Regions from separate parts of the Homo sapiens genome. Here region 1 is linked to region 2. Evidence: chromatin contacts called from ENCODE Hi-C or POLR2A ChIA-PET data. All regions are on one chromosome and are shown on one strand. The core of a region is the stretch at or near the end of the contact, and the rest is flanking DNA. Distances in the headings are between cores, read along the strand shown.

Region 1 (5,745 bases), core at 2,071-4,570, 120 kb before region 2:
TCATGAGGTTATTTACCCTTTCATGACTGTGTGGTAGAAATACTATGTAAAAGGCAGGGCATGGTGGCTCACACCTGTAATCACAGCACTTTGGAAAGCTGAGGCAGGTGGATCACGAGGTCAGGAGTTCGAGACCAGCCTGGCCAACATAATGAAACCCCCTCTCTACTAAAAATACAAAAATTAGCCAGGTGTGGTGGCGGGCACCTGTAGTCCCAGCTACTCTGGAGGCTGAGGCAGGCGAATCGCTTGAACCCGGGAGGCGGAGGTTGTAGTGAGCTGAGACCACACCATTGCACTCCAGCCTGGGTGAGAGGGTGAGACTCTGTGTCAAAAAAAAAAAGAAAAAAGAAAGAAATACTATGTAATGCTGTGTCCGTGTCTTTTCAACTCCATGGTCAGCACCATCACGTGGGCAGCTTGAGACTGGCTGTGGTGGGAGTATTTGCATCATGGAAATCAGCAGATACTACAAGTCAGGGCTTGGGGGGCAGGGAGCCAGTTGTTAAACATTTACTAGCACATCACCAGAATCATCATTTAAGTTCAATAATTTATGTGGCTGATTTCATGTACTCTGGGCAGTTCTATCACATTCCCCAAAATTATAATGTCCGCTCTCACCCAAAACAACACAGAAAGTTGGGGGAGGAAGGGGTTATGTTCTTCCCATAACCTAATCTGAACACTGAGGAAGGAGGAGCCCACACAGTTTAGTGCTAAGTGCCACAGTGCAGATAGGTGAATCAGGGAGTCCACCGCCAGGGTCTAGACTGCTGTGGAAAGCTTACCCCCAGGGACAGATGCCTAACATTTGCATATTCAAATTGACCAGTGGGGAACTCAGGATATCTTGTCTGTGATTGGTGGGATGACTTAGGGACTGCCCATGGGTACCACTTGTGCTGTGAGTCAGGGCCCCAGTAGCAATGGATGGCAGACTCAGCAAGAGGGTTAACTGACAAGAGTTTGTAAAGGGACTATTTACAGAGTTGTGGGCAGATTACAGAAACCACAAGGGATAGGGAAGTACCCTGGGACTAGCAACAATGGGAAGCTGCCACCACTCCCTGGACTGAGGGAGCCAGGAGTGGGGGCTGTTAGCAGAACCTGGAAAGAGCTGTAGGTGAGGGCTGCTATGGGACGAGGAACGCAGCCACCACCAAAAGGGCAGCCCAGCTGTGGAAATAAATACCCAACCTCTGACTCCTCCTACCTGCCTCCCATTGGCCAAGCCAACCAGAAGCCAGTGGTCAAGGCAGCCCAAGGGATCCAGTCCCCAAGGATCAAGGATCAGCCTCCTGGGCACAGAAAGTGGATGGGGTGAGGGGAGGGCAAATAGATCTGCCCGGCCAATATGGTGCTGCCCCTACCAGTCTGCTGGCTTGAAGAGGATGTGCCAGAGACCACTCACCTGCATGGCTGGCCCAGTAGAACAAACCACAGGCTGGCTGTGGGCCTAGAGGCAGGCAGGCCAGCCGGAGCCTGGCAGAGATATACCAGAGTCAAAGGAGGGCCATCCAAGACCGTCCAGTTGACCTAAACGTGATGTGGAGAGGGATGTGTCTTAGCTACACCTATGTCCAGAATTAAGCCTCTGCACAGGTGTGGATTTTACCTCGAGGCTAATAAAGCTTAAAGTTCAGGGCCTTGACTCGCACAGTCCCCTTCCAAGGCCCTGGTAGGGTCCTAGCAGTTATCATTTGTACCTCTGCACTGTTTTTCTTCAAGAAGGCCCCAAAATTCACGTAACTTTTAGGCCCCCAAACTTGGATCTGACCCTGCAGCTGCATTAAGAAGAGATTGGGCTGCTATTCTGGTTTCTCCTTCCAGGGGGTAAGTTTATCCGCAGGGTACAGGAGGGCAGAAGGGACTGTACCTCCCCACAAGAGGGGTTTTGCCTCCGCTCTGCTTCTCTTGGAGGAGCATTTCCCAAGCTCCTCCTCCTCACCTCGTTCTGGGAGAGGGTTAATAGACGTGGGGGTAGGAGGCCTCTTGGGGCCAAATACTTCTGGAAAGATTGGCGGCCTCTCCACTGCCCCCCACCCACCAACCTCCGGAAGATTCACAATGTACATTAGCATAGTAAAGGCTCCAGATAAAGAAAACGTTTGGCTTTGTTTACTGTGGGGGTTGCCCATACTTCCTGGAGCTTAAGCTGAAAGCGAAAGGATGAGTAGGAGTCAGATAGTTGTAGGAGTCAGATAGTTTTAGGAGTCAGAGGGTTTTAGGCTTGAGGGTACAGCCCCAGCAAAAGCCTCGCAAAGCCCGGAGAACTGGAAGAAATTGCTGCTGGAAGGCAGAGTTTGAGGTGGTGGAGCCGGGAGGGATGGACTAGAGGAGCCCCCCAAGCAGGCCTTTCATCCTGAGGACACCGGGCGACAACGCGCTCAGAGCTCTGAATCAGAGCTTCCCTGAATCACAGGCAGAGCTCCCAGCTCTCTGAAGGCTTGGCATGCTGCTGTTTGCATCCTTCCATCTGTTAGCGATGTTTCAGGCTGGGCAGGCATTGTCCTCATAGAGTTTCTCCCCCATTGTCTCTGCCTCTGCTCACCCCAAAGCTGGCAGAACCACAGCGCCCAGTGGCCTCTGGCTGCAGAGGGCATGAGGACTTCAGGCTGGTTTCCCAGAAACAGGAGGGTTTGTAGATAACCCTGATACCCTATGACCAAAGGCACCGTTCCCAAAACCCCTGCCCATGGAGCTATAGCCTAGTGCTGCCAAGTAAAGTTTGGTTCTGGAAAAAACAATTAGCCTACAGGGGTAGCACTAGCTGTTTCTGAAGTTCTACAGCCCAGGCCACCACTGGGTGCTGGCCTCAGTCCCATGAACCTTCAGCCCTGCCAATGAGAAGAATTCACAGATTTATTGTCTTCTAGAAAGGTTGGGGGACACATTCCTCCATGCCACTCTCTGCTAGTTGAGGGCCTGTCCTTTTTCCCCAGGGAATAGTATCTCCCTGGCCAGAGAGCGAGCGGACCAGGCTTTGCTTTCCAGCCTCACATAACCACCCTCCCGATGCCAAATATGACACATTCTTCAAGCTAATGACCTCTGCCCCCACCTTAAAAATAACAGCCCTCCACTTCATCCATCTTTGGGCTGATGACTGCTTTTTCTCGAGCAGGCACGGACTCTAGCAGTTCCTTTGTTTTCCAGTGATGCTTTTTATCCTCCATCTGATTTCATGTCATCTGTGTCTGTGACTGAGCAGGGCTCCCCCGTCTCCTGGCTCGCCCCGCCCATGCACCTTTGGACGTGAGTCTGGAGAGCCTCTGATTCCATGTACAGATTTGCAGGGCTGGCATTTGCCTCTCACATTGGTGCTCAGAGTGGCCGTGTGAAAAGAGGGCGGTCTGGCCGTGGGACTGACTTCCCAGAGCAACAGGGCAAGCTGGTGAGTAAGAACCAGCCTTTTTGCTGGCAAGGGACCTGGGCAGAGATGGGCCCTAATATACCCAGGAGCAACTTGAAGAATAAATACAAGTCATGAGCAGCATTACTGCCAGAGTGTGACAGCTGGCCACCTAGCCCTAGATGGGTACAGGGGAGTGTGTAGAGCCTGGAACCTTCTGGAATGGGGTAAAGGAGTAGCTGAGGGCTCCTAGCTCCACCCTTGGCTCTTTACATGCTCCTGAACACACAAGGGTCCCGCCTAAAATACCGGAGGGCATGGGAGTCTACGTGTTAGTCCCTGTGGCAATTTGAGTCCTCCAGGTAGAGGACACCAAGAGAGAGTAAGTGTGAGAGATGTATTGGGGGAGATTTTTAAGAAGGATAAAGGGGGGGGGGGGACTTCAGACCGGGAGGCAGCTCTGACCCCTGCAGAAGGAGAGGGGAAGGAAGGAGGGGTGGGTAGGGAGAGCCTCAGCCGGCAGCGCAGCTCTGAGAAAGCCTCAGCCAGGCCGATGGGGAGCCCCAGAGCACAGACTGCCCATCAGAAACTTCCTGTGTCAGGCAGTAATGACCCAGCTCTAGTCCCCCTGCTATGCTCTGTCATCGGGCGGGAACAGCCTGGGGAGGGTGGCCTCAGCAAGAATGCTGCAGCAGATCCCGAAGGTGCCACAGCCAGAGGCTAGCAAACCATGACACTTCTTCCAGAAACTTTTCCGCTGAAGGGAGGTCTGGGCAGTGCCCTTGCATGGCTGCCACTGTCCTTTTGTGTGGGGGTAAGGGGGTATCAGTGAGGGGAACTCTGAACCCTGGTCTCATGACCTCAGTCAAGCTTTTCTCTGTTGTAGCTTCTTAGTGTGTGGATGAGGGGAATGAACTATACCACATCAGTCCCCATCTCTATGGGGATGCTTGACACCCTGGATTCTGGTTATTTCAGTCTTTGAGCTCCTAGAAGGTAGACATGGAATCAAAAAAGATACCGAAGGGCCTCCACCACCAGAGACAGACACATTGCAGTTGGAAAGGGTCCAGAGTCCTTTTCCACTTGCAAGTACAGAAGGGATGTGGGCCTGGCCCAAGACCACTGAGCTATCCAGTCATTGATTCCATTATTCCACAAAGATGTGGTAGCCACCTACTCCGTGCAGATGGCTACTGTGTGCCCAAGGGGGCCATGGGTCTCCTGAGGACCAGACGGGCTTCAGCAGGAAGACCTTGCTGCCCATCTCTCCCACCCAGCCTTGGTGATTCTCAAAACCGAGGGGCAATATTCCAGATCAACCCCACTTGGTCCTGAGGAAGAGAGAAATGGTCAGGGGCGGAGGGTGGGGGAGGTCTCAGGACAAATAATATAATCCCAGTGACTCCCCCGACACTTCCCCTGCACTATCACCTCACAAATACGTGCATTCACACGTGCACACACGCACAACCACACAGCCATCTTTGGCATCATTAATAATTTATCTTTGAAGAAGCCTGTACAGTTTACAAATATTAAAGCATTATCTCACTATTTTAATCACAACGACTGCTTTGGGGTATTCTCGTTCTTTCTGATAATGAAGCTAGGCTCCGAGATCAAACTTCAACAAGGTCAAAGGGATGGCAGGTGGTTCTTAACCTTTGGGACTGTCTCAGATCCCTTTAAGAACTCTCCCCTCGGAAAAATGCATCTACCCAGAATTTTGCCCACTCTTTCAGGGGTTTGCAGTCCCTACTTCAAGCCCTTGCAGGGCTCCGCCTCCCCACCCCAGTCCCGGTGCGGCTGAGTTGGACCCGGCGGCCGCAGGATAAAATCCAGAGAGGAGTCCGTGTGACGGCGCAGCAGGATTAAGAAATCTCCCAGACCAGGATGGGCACAGAAATGGTTAAGGGGGTGGAGGGTTTTGTTTTTCACCTCTGAGGACTCTGTTATGGGTCATTAAGAACACAAGACCGAACGAGCATTCCATTTGCTGGGCCTGCCTCTAGCGCACAGCTCTGCTTCCCGACAAGATAAGTTCTGTGCAGGAAGGAAATCCTGGGCCCAGGGAGGCAGATGGGAAATCACCCCAGATAAGGCGGCTGCTCCGAGTGCTGGAGTCACACAGGGCCTTTCTGCTGCAAGAATGGCACTGCCGAGAGTCTGCGTTTCTTGCCAGCTGAGGAGGAGGAGGCTCTTCGGAGGCGTCTCCTAACACATTGCTGTTCTAGGCAGCTCTGCAAGGGGAACCCCCCAACGGGGGTGCAGCACCGTGCCTCCAAGTGAAGGAGAGGCCCTCGGGTTCCCGGAGTCTGGAGAGGTGGCCTCCAGCGGTGCCCCGGCCGCCTCCGGCTAGGCCCGCACACAGTTTACCCCCACCCAGG
Region 2 (5,956 bases), core at 1,451-3,950:
GGAGGATCACTTGAGGTCAGGGGTTCGAGACCAGCCTGGGCAACATGGCAAAACGCTGTCTCTACTAAAAACACAAAAAATTAGCTGAATGTGGTGGTGCATGCCTGTAGGCCCAGCTACTTGGGAGGCTGAGGTGGGAGGATCCCTTGAACCCAGGAGGTGGAGGTTGTAGTGAGCCAAGATCGGGCCACTGCACTCCAGCCTGGGTAACAGAGTGAGACCCTGTCTCAAAAAAAAAGCAAATACTCCCGACACTAACACTTTCAGATCCTGTTGCCGGTTAAGAATAAGTTTATCAGATAAGTTCTCCTCCCAGCCCCTGTGGCTGCCTGAGACCACCTTGCACCTGAAGAAAGACGGTGGGCAAACAAGGAAGAGCAAGGAGGAAGTACTTGCCAAGGATGGGAGACAAAGCACCCAGGAAGAGTCACAGCAGCTACATCCCTGAGCACTTGTCATGTGGCTGGCATTGAGCCCAGCTCTATTAAAAAAAAAAAATGACAGCCAGGCATGGTGGCTCACGCCTGTAATCCCGGCACTTTGGGAGGCCAAGGCAGTTGGATCATTTGAGGTCAGGAGTTTGAGACCAACCTGTTCAACATGGTGAGATCCCGTTTCTACTAAAATACAAAAATTAGCTGGGTATGGTAGCAGACACCTGTAATCTCAGCTACTTGGGAGGCTGAGGTGGGAGAATTGCTTGAACCCAGGAGATGGAGGTTGCAGTGAGCCAAGATTGCACCACTGCACTCCAGCCTGGGAGAGAGTGTGAGATTCCCTTTCAAAAAAAAAATAATTTAAAAAAAAACAAAATATGAGATGGTGTCTTGCTATGTTGCCCAGACTGGTCTCAAACTCCCGGGCTCAAGCAATCCTCCTGCCTTGGCCTCTCAAAGTCCTGGGATTACAGGGGCCCGGCCTCAGCTCTTACAAGTGCTATCCAGTTGAAGTCTCCCAGTAACCCTGGAAAGAATCTTTTATTGTCCTCATTTTCCAGACCAGGAGACTGGGGAGCCAGGAAGGAAAATAACTCACAAGATTATGAAGCCAAAATTTGAACCCAGTTCCATCTGACTCCAAAACTCATGCTGTCACCCAGCCTTGCCAGCCTGCCTGCTGGTGGGCCTCCTGGTGGCTCTGTGTAGCCCGGGCCTTGTACATGCCAGTCGCTTAGGTCTGTCACGCCCCAGAGTGTTGGTTTACTGAGAGCCAGGGAAATCTTCGTGCCAAAGGGGCCTGAAAACCTCTCAGTCACAGATGAAAAACAAATCTGCGTATGTCCATTCGGGGCTCGTGCGGCTGGTAGCGGCCAGGCCCTGGGGAGCGCCCCTTCTCTGAGCCATCACCAGGAGGCAGGCAGCCTCTTCCACGGCTCTTTCCCTCCCAGAAGCCTGGAGGCCACTGACTGTGAGGACATCACTAAGCTCTCCGAGAGGAATGGACTCAACTGCAGGGGGTTCAGTGACTCACCTCCAGCCAGGCCCTCCCAGGAAGAACCTGTGGCTGTACAACCCTCCACCCCCCAGTGCCATCTTGCCAAGGTTTTGCCCGGCGTCGTCGACCTGGGGTGCAGAAAGCAGCCGGTGAATGGCAAAAAAGGGGCCTGCAGTCAGCAGGGCCTGCCTGTACCTCCCCACACACAGAGGACCTCGCTCGGGCCACCGGAGAGTGTGCTGGTACTGCCTGGAGGGGCCCAGGCAGCCAAGGAACAGCCTTCTTGGGCGGCCGTGCAGCCTGCCTGAGGGGCCAGGTCTCTCCAGCCTGCCAGAAGCCGGTGGCCCAGCACTGGCAGGAGACTCTCCTGACCTGCCCCAGCAAGCCCACAGGGGAAGGCTCAAGCTGTTAAAGTGGCACTAGCAGAAGGGAAGTAATGGGCACTGGGATTCTTGACAACATTTCCGTTCGGGCTGGTTCCGCGTTTCCCTCAAGCGAAGGTAATGCTGTTTCCAGCATCTGAGCTCCTAGAGGAGAGGGAAACATCCCTGCTCAGTGCCTGGCTGCAGAGGGAGGGGTAAGACACACAGGAGCCTGCTGGAGGGTGAGGGAGGGGAAAGGGGCAGGACAGCCACCTGTGCCCAGGAGAACCATCTGCCTGGTCACTCTTAGCCCAACAAATGGCCAAACAAAGATGAGCTTCTGAGTGACCCCGACAACTGAAAGCGGCCAAGGCTGAAGTCCACGGTGGGAAGCCAGAACTTTGACATCCACTAGCTTACAAGTCAACGTTGCATTCTCTCTCTCTCTCTCTCTCTCTCTCTCTCTCTCTCTCTCTCTGCAGTCAGGAACAGCACTGGAAGCCAACAGGCCAGATGGAGTTAGTCCTGAAGTCAAACTTTCAGAAAGAAAAATGTCTTAGTCTTCAAGGTGAGTGTGCCAGTTGCCTACCAGCAGATCAGTTGGTCATAGTGGACCCCAGACTGCACAGGCTTTGGAAACAGTCTGCTGTTTAGAGAGTAGTCTAGGTTCACTTTGGAGGGCTTCTGGAGACCTGCTTCCGTGTCCTCTTTGTCCCCCACCCCACCCCACCACCTCTGCCAGGCCTGCCCCTTAGCAAACTCAACCCTTAAGCATTGAAGCATACTAGGGCTCCTTGGTTCTTAAGGTAACTTGAGATCCCTCAGGTGTGGCATTTAAAAGCAAAGGTTCTAGATTTGGACAAATTTAGGTTTGAATCCCAGTTCTGCCTCCTACTAGCCGTGGACTTTGGGTAAGCTATTTGAGCTCTCTGGGTTTCACTTTCCTTATCTGAAAAATGAAACTAATAGTAATACTTATGCAGGGTGGCATTGTAAAGTTTAAAGAACAGAAGTGAAGTGTTCAGGGTTTAGCCCAGCACCCAGCACACAGTAGACACTCAACAAATGTTGGTACCTCCAGCACCCCAGAATTCTAGCCTGGGACAATCCAGGGCAGGCTGGCTGAAGCTCAAAGCAGCAAGACGGCCGCCAAAATGTAATCTACTCACTGGCTGATTCTCCAAAATACCCTCCCAGTCTATGCATCCTGGGCTCTGTCCCTAAGAGGAAGCCAGACCTTTCTGCTCACCAACTCGTCCCCCTGCACCTTCCTGATTGAAGCCACATTCCACGTCATGCCTGTACATCTTCCCCTCGCCCTTCAGACCCAGGTAGGGGCGCTCCCTGAGCCCCCAGCGGGGGGTGGGGCGGGCACCCATTGGCAGAGAGCAGAGACGCTGGGCTCCTGACCTCAGCACACATAGGTGATGCTCCAAGGGGGCTGCGCTCAGACACATCTTAAGGGGAAACCACAAGACTGAGCCATTGTGCTTATTGGCGCCATAAATCACCAACGGTTCCTATCTTGCTGCACCTCCCTGCCCCCGCTCCCTTCCAGCTAAGCTGTCCCAGGGCCCGCCCCCCCACCACCTCCCGACACCACCACCAGGGCCTGCATGACTCCCCAAGTCGGGGGCCAGAGCCACCCGCTCACTTACAAGCAGGATGAGTTCCGCGGAGTTTATTTGTTCTCCTTCTTTTTCAAAAATCTGAACTGCCTTTGTTCCTGAACAATAAGGAGTGTGCAGCTATGGAAGGTGAGGGGCCACGGGTGGATTGGGGTGGGGTGAGAACAAGGGCTTGGGGGGTCGAGGGCAGGCCTAGAGAGCTTGGATGCTCGGCAAGCCCAGGGCCAGCGCTCCCCTGAACTCTGGCCCCTGGCCAGCCCTCCTCAAAGCTGAGATGACTTCCTGGCTTCTGTATCCAGAACACATTCTCTATTACTCTGTCCACAGCCCTTTTTTCAAAATGGTCACAGGGTTCAACTCAGCCTAACTGGACACAGGCCTGGTCCCTGCAGCATCGAAGAAGCCAGGGGTAGCATCTTTGGCCAAGTCACCCACTGACCCCCACGGCCTGGCAACTTTTGTGCTTCCCACCTGCATGTCACCTCTGGGGGTCCCTTCCCTCCAAGAACGTTGCCATCAGGTGGTCTTTCTGATTTCCTCTGCTTCAGCAAAGGCCTTATTTTTTACTCAAGAGCCTGGCTTCCTGATCTGCACAAAAGAGACTCTCCAGATGTGTCCTGGAAAATCCCCCAAAAGTAGGGGGAAAGGTCCCAGTCAAAGCCAAAGCAAGGAAGAGGAAAAAGAGGAAGGAGGAAACTGTCATGGGATAAGATTTTGTCACATATCTGTAATTAAAGGTCCTCTTATATGTGCATACACAAACACACGCACGTATACGCATAACACGGTTAACAAATATTAAGATCTTAACAGTGGCCTTCTCTAGGAAAGATGGGATTATGGGTGACTTTGATTCGCCTCTATCCTAGCTCTCCTCTTACTAGCTGTGTGATTTAGAGCAGGTTAGCTAGCCTCTCAGTTACTCAGTTTCTTCACCTGTAAAATGGGGCCATCATTCTTCTCAGTGTACTATATTGTGAAGATTAAATGAGATTATACATATCAAGATCTCAGAACAGTGCCAGGCACACGTAGTAGAGGTTGAGCATTCTTAATCTGAAAACCAAAAATCTGAAATGCTCCAAAGTCCAAAACTTTTTGAATGCCAACATGACACCACAAGTAGGAAATTCTACACCTGACCCCATGTGATGGGTCGCAGTCAAAAGACCATCAAAACTTTGTTTTGTGAACAAAATTATTAATAATATTGTATAAAATTACCTTCAGGCTACACATGTAAGATGTATATGAAACATTAATAAATTTTGTGTTTAGACTTGGGCCCCAACCCCAAGATATGTCATCATGCATATGCATATATTCCAAAATAAAAAAAAATCCAAAATCCAAAACACTTCTGGTCCCAGGATTTAGGATAAGGAATATGCAACTTGTAACAGAATCAACAAATACAACAACTATAATTATTTCTCCCTGTCTCCTTAGCCTTTTGCAAAGGGTATGCATTGCTTTGTAAATTTTTTTAAGCGTTGTATTGTTTTAATTCAAAAAGTAGCTGGCACGGGGGCTCACGCCTTTAATCTCAGCACTTTGGGAAGCCGAAACGGGTGGATCACGAGGTTAGGAGTTCGAGACCAGCCTGACCAACATGGTGAAACCCCATCTTTACTAAAAATACAAAAATTAGCCGGGCGTGGTGGCGCACGCCTGTAATCCCAGCTACTCAGGAGGCTGAGGCAGGAGAATTCCTTGAACCCGGGAGGCGGAGATTGCATTGAGCCAAGATGGCGCCACTGTACTACAGCCTGGGCAATAGAGTGAAACTCCGTCATAAAAAATAATAATAATAATAAAACAAGTAATGTGTGCTTATTTTAAAAAGCAAACAATTCCCAGAAAAAAAAGGTGAAACTCTCCCATCACTCTGCTTCCTGATACAGCTTTTCTCCCTAGAGGGACCATGCCTGCAGCCTGGCCGTAGGGCTCATGGCCTTTCTCTCTGTGTTAATAAGCACACACAGGGATTGTTATGTACAAATGAACTCAGGCTATACATATGGATTTGCAATTGGCTTTTATTCACTTCATTTCTGGAAGGACATTCTATCTCAGTCCATATTATACTTTTTAACTGTTATATAGTATTTCATGACATGGATATTGCTTATTTATGTAACCATCCCCTTCTACTGGACATATAGGTTGCTTCGCAATTTTTGTCATAAAACAATGATGCTGTAAACGTTCCTGGATATATGCCTGTCTGCTCATGTTGGTTTGAAGGAATGAGACCTAAAAGTAGAAATTCTGGGCCAAAGGCTATGACCACATTTAAATGCACAAATATGGTAGAATTGTTCTCCAAAGAGGCTGCCCCAACTTAAATCCTCACAGGCAGCATGAGCGTGCCTCTTTCTTTTTTTTTTTTCTTTTTTTTTTCTTTTTTTTTTTGAGACAGAGTCTGGCTCTGTCGCCCAGGCTGGAGTGCAGTGGCGCAATCTCAGCTCACTGTAACCTCTGCTTCCCAGGCTCAAACAATTCTCCTGCCTCAACCTCCCAAGTAACTGG

What was found. Hi-C counts contacts between places; a loop is a spot of excess contacts on that map. ChIA-PET counts read pairs that join two places held with the same protein, here RNA polymerase II (POLR2A). Pooled maps may share reads with other maps.
Region 1: a loop to region 2 is called in a pooled map, with 3 times the contacts of the local background. The contact joins two enhancer-like sites. A Hi-C loop is called at or near these places in 2 of 37 single-sample maps with no recorded cell type and 8 of 50 pooled maps. POLR2A ChIA-PET finds 5 or more read pairs at or near these places in 5 of 52 experiments (H1, SK-N-SH, activated CD4-positive, alpha-beta T cell and 1 more).

Annotation. Positions count from the first base shown.
Region 1 is chrX:39,814,936-39,820,680 of GRCh38, forward strand. No RefSeq gene overlaps it. Among named protein-coding and RNA genes, the nearest start is that of MIR1587, 20 kb to the right of the region's middle. RefSeq lists enhancers at 1,746-2,661, 2,662-3,579. Within about 2 kb of position 3,321, at least 5 of the 41 ENCODE cell types and tissues checked have a DNase peak (open chromatin) inside an H3K27ac peak, as active enhancers do.
Region 2 is chrX:39,934,316-39,940,271 of GRCh38, forward strand. It overlaps LOC105373180 (a long non-coding RNA gene), which reads left to right. Exons shown (of 5, transcript XR_949028.3): 2 at 2,279-2,364; 3 at 2,994-3,127; 4 at 3,535-3,553; 5 at 3,752-4,779. Among named protein-coding and RNA genes, the nearest start is that of LINC03053, 72 kb to the right of the region's middle. RefSeq lists an enhancer at 2,644-2,873. Within about 2 kb of position 2,701, at least 3 of the 41 ENCODE cell types and tissues checked have a DNase peak (open chromatin) inside an H3K27ac peak, as active enhancers do.